2 separate regions of the Homo sapiens genome follow, and region 1 is linked to region 2. The links are chromatin loops, found by intact Hi-C in ENCODE. Cell type or tissue: B cell. All regions are shown on one strand. Each heading gives the region's core, and the rest is flanking DNA. Links, peaks and the distances in the headings are about the cores only.

Region 1 (2,920 bases), core at 331-2,830, 440 kb after region 2:
AAAACAGGACTTTGAAGACAGCATAAAACATCTTTATTGATTACATGTTGAGATAATGTTCCGGATGTTTAGGTTAATACTGAAATCCAGCTTGCTGTTTCTTTTCACTTTTTATTAAATGTGACCACTAGAACATTTAAAATTACACACGTGGCTTGGTCAGTATTTCTCTGGGGCAATGCTGATCTAGAGGCAGAGACCATCCCTCCCCAGCAGTTAGACCTCAAGACTAACTGCTGTCCCCTGTGGGGATGATGTGGTGGTACATTATGTCTGCTGCTCTGGTGTGGCCCTGTTTTTATTTTTGGGTGCTCAGTAAATGTTACTGGGAGAAATGAATTACAGGAAAAATGAGTCCTTTCCTAGCCTCCTTCAATGAGGTTTGCAACATTAAAGTCACCACGGGCCACTTTCACTGGAAGCTGTCAGTGTCGGAGGTTTGGAAATTAACTGAGAACTACAGACAGGAAAGGTGTAAAGCAAATTATTTTCCTATCAGATTGACATTTACAAGAATAATGGGAAGGAGCATGGAAAAGAGGAAGCAGGTCAACCTTCCTTGAGGACAATTAGATAATAGGCATCAAAAGTCTTAAGTTGTATAAAACCTGTATCCTAGAAATTTACCTTTTCGTAGTTTATTCTAAGGAATTAATTGGACAAAAGCACAAAGACATCTAATTGTATTATTAAAATGGAAAGTTTAATATTCAACAATAGCAGATAGGTTAAGTACATTAGGACATTATGAAGTGGCTTAAAACGGACATTCAAAAAAAGGAAATGGAAAACCTGAGTAATGTACAGCTTGTATGGAATGAACTAAAAATATATAAATTTTTGCATAGGTAGAATGACATTGGAAGAACATACACCACAATGTTAACTGATTATCTCTGGGTGTTGGAAAATGATTGATTTATCAACTTTTTTACTGTTATTTCTTTTCTTTTTTTTTTTTTTGCAATGAACAGGCATGCTCTGGCAGTTTTTAAATGAAGTATGGAAATTATGGATTGTGCAGTCATAGTCAACGTTCATTGAGAGCTTACTTTATATAAAGCATCATGCTCAGCATTGTGCTTTGTGGCATTTGATTTTTTAAAAATCAAACGCCCTCCAATCTTAAGCAAGGATGATGGCCAAAAGGTCGGCTTATTACCCAACTGCAACAATAGGAGGGACAGGTAATTAAAAGGCAATTGCCATGACAAATAGAAAAGATGCCAAAGTCAACATTTTTTCAAGGAGCTATAAAGCCCGTGGAGGAGTCAGCTGACGGCACAGTGTTCGCGGCTGCACCGCTCGGAGGCTGGGTGACCCGCGTAGAAGTGAAGTACTTTTTTATTTGCAGACCTGGGCCGATGCCGCTTTAAAAAACGCGAGGGGCTCTATGCACCTCCCTGGCGGTAGTTCCTCCGACCTCAGCCGGGTCGGGTCGTGCCGCCCTCTCCCAGGAGAGACAAACAGGTGTCCCACGTGGCAGCCGCGCCCCGGGCGCCCCTCCTGTGATCCCGTAGCGCCCCCTGGCCCGAGCCGCGCCCGGGTCTGTGAGTAGAGCCGCCCGGGCACCGAGCGCTGGTCGCCGCTCTCCTTCCGGTGAGTCCCAGCCCCGAGTTGGCTCTGGCGCCCGGGTACCCGCCAGTGCCGGCTGCCGATGACCGATTCACGCTCCCGGTACTGGGGCCCCCTCTGCCCAGCCACCCCTACCCAGAGCACCCGGGCTGCGCGGCCCCGCCGAGGGTGCGGGCTTTGTTCGCATTGTCTGCGCGCACCTGAGCGCGGCCTTCCTGGCACGGCGGCGTCGGGGGAAGAGCGCACCTGGCGCGCGCCTCCCTCGTGGCCACTCGCGGTCCGTCCCGGGCGAGCTGGCGGGGTTTTGGGAGGGGTGCGGTCAGCAGGTAAGTGGGTAGGGGCTCCGGGTACAGGGGTGGAGGAGGGCATGTATTAAACCCAAGCTGCCCTCCTGGCACAGTAGCGGGGCCCCCTTCCCTGGCGGCCGCGGAAAGGGACTCGCCCTTTGAATAAAGGCTTTGGTGACATGCTCGCTTCCACCCCACACCCCACTACAGGACATACACAGGTGTTAAGGGGACTTGGGGCAGTTTTCCCAGGCAGAACGAGTGCCCCCAGCGAAGTGTCTGCAAGCAGAACCTGAGAGGGGCCGGCTGCCCCGAGAGTCCTCGCGCTTGGGCAGTGGGAAGTCCAGGGGTTTGTCGTTCTGGTGACTTCCCCCACCTGGCTCAGCCCTGCTTCCTGCATGTCTCCTTCCCTTCCAATAAGGCTAACAAAACTTTCCCTAGCTAAGCCGACCTTTCCCTCCCGCCTTGGGCCCTTGGCCACCTGCTGGGACGGTGAATGGGAGAGTCTCAGAATTGAACCTTGAAAACTTGCTGGGGGCACCAGACAGAAGAGAAGGGAGGAGGGCACCTTGCTGCTTGTGATTGTGGAATCAAGGGCTCCAGCTGAAGCTGAAAGGGGACTTAGCAATGGGGACCTCATGCCATGTGTTTGATGTCTTGGAGATTGGAATAATTAGAACGTGTACATTTTTCAAATTACAAGCTGCTTTAAGTAAAACCCCAGAACCTCTAAGTGTTTTATAAATTCAGTCCCAAAAATTCAAGGTCTCTTTTGCTGTTAAGGTGACACTATATTAAGAAATGTCGATTTATTGAAGAGTCAGAGAAGTGAAGAGGTCAGAAAGGTACCACTAGAGTTGGCAAAAGCCACAGGCATGAATTTGTAAATGCTGCTGGCTTTCAGCAGGCTGAAGCCATCCTCTCTTGTGACTGATGGGGGTTCAGAGCTCCTCAGGCCTTACTCTTCTTTTGTAAAATCCAGCCCAGAGCCATCTCCTAGTAGTGTAAGAATTTCTCAGACTAGGTCCCCAGGCAAATCCCAGGTTGGAGAAGAGGAT
Region 2 (2,920 bases), core at 324-2,823:
GACAAGTCTCTCTCATCAGACTGAAAAATCACTCCTTAACAAGATTGTGAATTTTGTGTGGTGTTCCTAAAAGTTTTAAAGCTCAAAGTCTAAAAGCCAAAAGCTACTAAGAGGGTTTTTTGTTGTTGTTTGGTTGGTTTGTTGGTTAGTTGGTTTTGATTTTGGTTCTGTTTTTCCAGAAAGCTCACATAGTTAAGGAGAAAATGCCACAGCTTCGGTGTCCCTAGTTCCAGGTGGCTCAGCAAGTCAGAGGTACAGGCAATGATTAAAAAAAAACTGACATTCTCTACTGACAACATGGAAAGCATTCCAACAATTATGAGAATCTATTAGAATATGCACATCACATTTCCATTTGGGCTACTTGAGATTGGGGTTAGCTGGGGTCTAGGGGCGCTTCCTGACCCTCAGACCTACAGAATATCTCCTGGGAAAACAGGATTGATGCTTGCTTATTTTATTAGATATTCTTTGGATCATTTGTTAAATTCACTTCCAAGAATATCAAACCCTTATGTCCCACTCATTTGAAATATGTAAAAATACATAGGATCTGTACATAATGTATTGTGTGTGTATAAAGCTTATATTATTTTCTTCTGCAAATTTTCAGTTTTCCTCATGATTAGACAGAAATTCAATCTCAAATAAATTGCCTTTTCAATCTATCTGCTTACAAAGTAATCAAGCTTCTGATTTTTTAGTCTAACTTCAATGTGGAAAAGGGATGCAACATTTATAGGAACATTAATATAAAATACAAGCCTACTTCTTTCTGAATTATACCTTTTTCAGAACTCATTTTATTTTTAGTACTTGTTTATATCATAGCTTATAATATGAAATGTGGAAAAAATAATAAAGCTGATTTACTTTAGGGTGTATTCCTGTTTAATCATGAGGAAAATCCTGAAAGACTGCAAATAATTGATTTCAATTTTTTAATCCATAAAAAGCACATAGAGTTGGAGTGAGTTATATTAACAGTATAAAATGAGTTGGAGAACTCATCTAGATATGACCAAATTGAATGCAGATTTTCCTTGGTTACATTAACTTTCCCATTATCTGTACTAGTTAGACTTGATTGTTTAGGCCAGTGGGTCTCACTGGCTACATATTACGTATTAACTCTCTGGTGAACTTTTCAGAAAATACTGGTGATCGTTTCCAAATTAAATGAATCTGAATCTCTAGGGGTGGGACTTGGGCATTAATACTTTTGAAAATGTCCCATATGATTCTAATATGCAGCTGGAATTGAGAATCACTTAAGTTTTACAGAGAGTCTGACCCAAGGAACACGAATGATCTTGTGGCTTATGTTCTGGAAGATGCCACTGCAGATGTACTACCAGCAGATGGCAGAAGAGGGAAATTAAAAACAGGCCGGACGCTAGCCCTGATTAAGAAGCACACCGGACACCAAAAGGAATCTTTAAGGACTGAAGAATTTCTTAAAATTATTCTCAAGGATTGGTGTGGAGTTTTCTGGCTTTTCCTGAAATTCATACTTGGGTCTGATATTTGGGAAGTTCAATGCATGCAACCGAGGCAAGGTATGTGAAAGCCTGGAAAAGTATGGGGAAGAAAAATGTCACTGAATAAAGGATTTCTTCTTTCTTGAGGACTTTTTTGTTTTGAGATGTAATTTTCACTCTTGTCACCCAGGCTGGAGTGCAGTGGCATGATCTCAGCTCACTGCAACCTCTGCCTCCTGGGTTCAAGTGATTCTCCTGTCTCAGCCTCCCAAGCAGCTGGGATTACAGGCACCTGCCATCGCTCCCGGCTAATTTTTGTATTTTTAGTAGAGATGGGGTTTCACCATGTTGGCCAGGCTGGTCTTGAACTCCTGACCTCAGGTAATCCACCCATCTCAGCCTCCCAAAGTGCTGGGATTACAGGTGTAAGCCACTGTGCCCAGCCCTCTCGAGGACTTCTTTACCTCCAAAGAATGCAAAGTTATTAGGAGAAATATATCTATTTATCTATTCTTATAGTATGCATAAAATATAGATATTTATATAGATATAGATATGGTGATATATATAGATATATATGATGTTTATGTAGAGATATATGGAGATTTTTTGATATATGTATATATTATAGAATTATTAAATCAAATAATTGATGTATCCATCACCTCACATACCTAGCATTTTTGTGATGAGAACATTTAAAGTCTACTCCCGTAGCAGTTTTCAAGTATACTATCTATATATTGTTATTGATTATAGTCACCATGCTGTATAATAGATTTCCAGAACTTATTCCTCCTAACTGAAGCTTTGTACTCCTTAACCAGCATCTCTATCTGTGTTTATGTCTGCATTTATCTGTGTTTAAAATCATCAGCACTTTGGAAAGAATCACGGAATTTTAAGTTAAAGGTAGAGGACTCTTGATGCCATGAAAATGTGATCTTGAGCAGATTAATCTCCATAAATCTCAGTTTTTTCCTTTGTAAACTAGGGTTTAGATGAGAAAATAATGGAAATGCAAACGACTTTTATAATGTTCAAGTGCACCAGTGTTAATTATTTTCTTTTTCTTTTTTCTTTTTTTTTTGAGATGGAGTCTTGCTCTGTTGCCCAGGCTAGAGTGCAGTGGCGAGATCTCGGCTCACTACAACCTCCACCTCCTGGGTTCAGGTTCTGCCTTAGCCTCCCAAGTAGCTGGGATTACAGGCACCTGCCACCATGCCCGGCTAATTTTTGTATTTTTAGTAAAGACAGGGTTTCACCATTTTGGGCAGGCTGGTCTTGAACTCCTGACCTCATGATCCATCCACCTTGGCCTCCCAAAGTGCTAAGATTACAGGCGAGAGCCACTGCGCCTGGCCTATTTTCTTTAATTCAAGTTGGCTTTCAGGTACACTGGAATTTCAGGGGAAATCCCCTAACAATAATTTTTTTGA

What was found. A loop is a pair of places that touch in the nucleus more often than their neighbours do. Peaks named below come from ENCODE experiments on the same cell type or tissue, not always from the same donor. Only the 100,000 strongest peaks of a DNase experiment are listed, where the experiment ranks them.
Region 1: it touches region 2 in a loop (2.9-fold over the local background); 2 of 110 quality-filtered maps call a loop at or near these places.

Annotation. Positions count from the first base shown.
Region 1 is chr10:114,237,971-114,240,890 of GRCh38, forward strand. It overlaps VWA2 (von Willebrand factor A domain containing 2), which reads left to right and starts at 1,284. Exons shown (of 14, transcript NM_001272046.2): 1 at 1,284-1,599. RefSeq lists an enhancer at 1,195-1,903. In B cell, for the core only: no CTCF peak of the experiment used is centred there; a DNase peak (open chromatin) is centred at 1,481; H3K4me3 peaks cover 733 bases; H3K27me3 peaks cover 1,904 bases.
Region 2 is chr10:113,798,422-113,801,341 of GRCh38, forward strand. No RefSeq gene overlaps it. Among named protein-coding and RNA genes, the nearest start is that of MIR4483, 22 kb to the left of the region's middle. In B cell, for the core only: CTCF peaks have their summits at 1,361 (motif pointing right) and 1,564; a DNase peak (open chromatin) is centred at 1,360.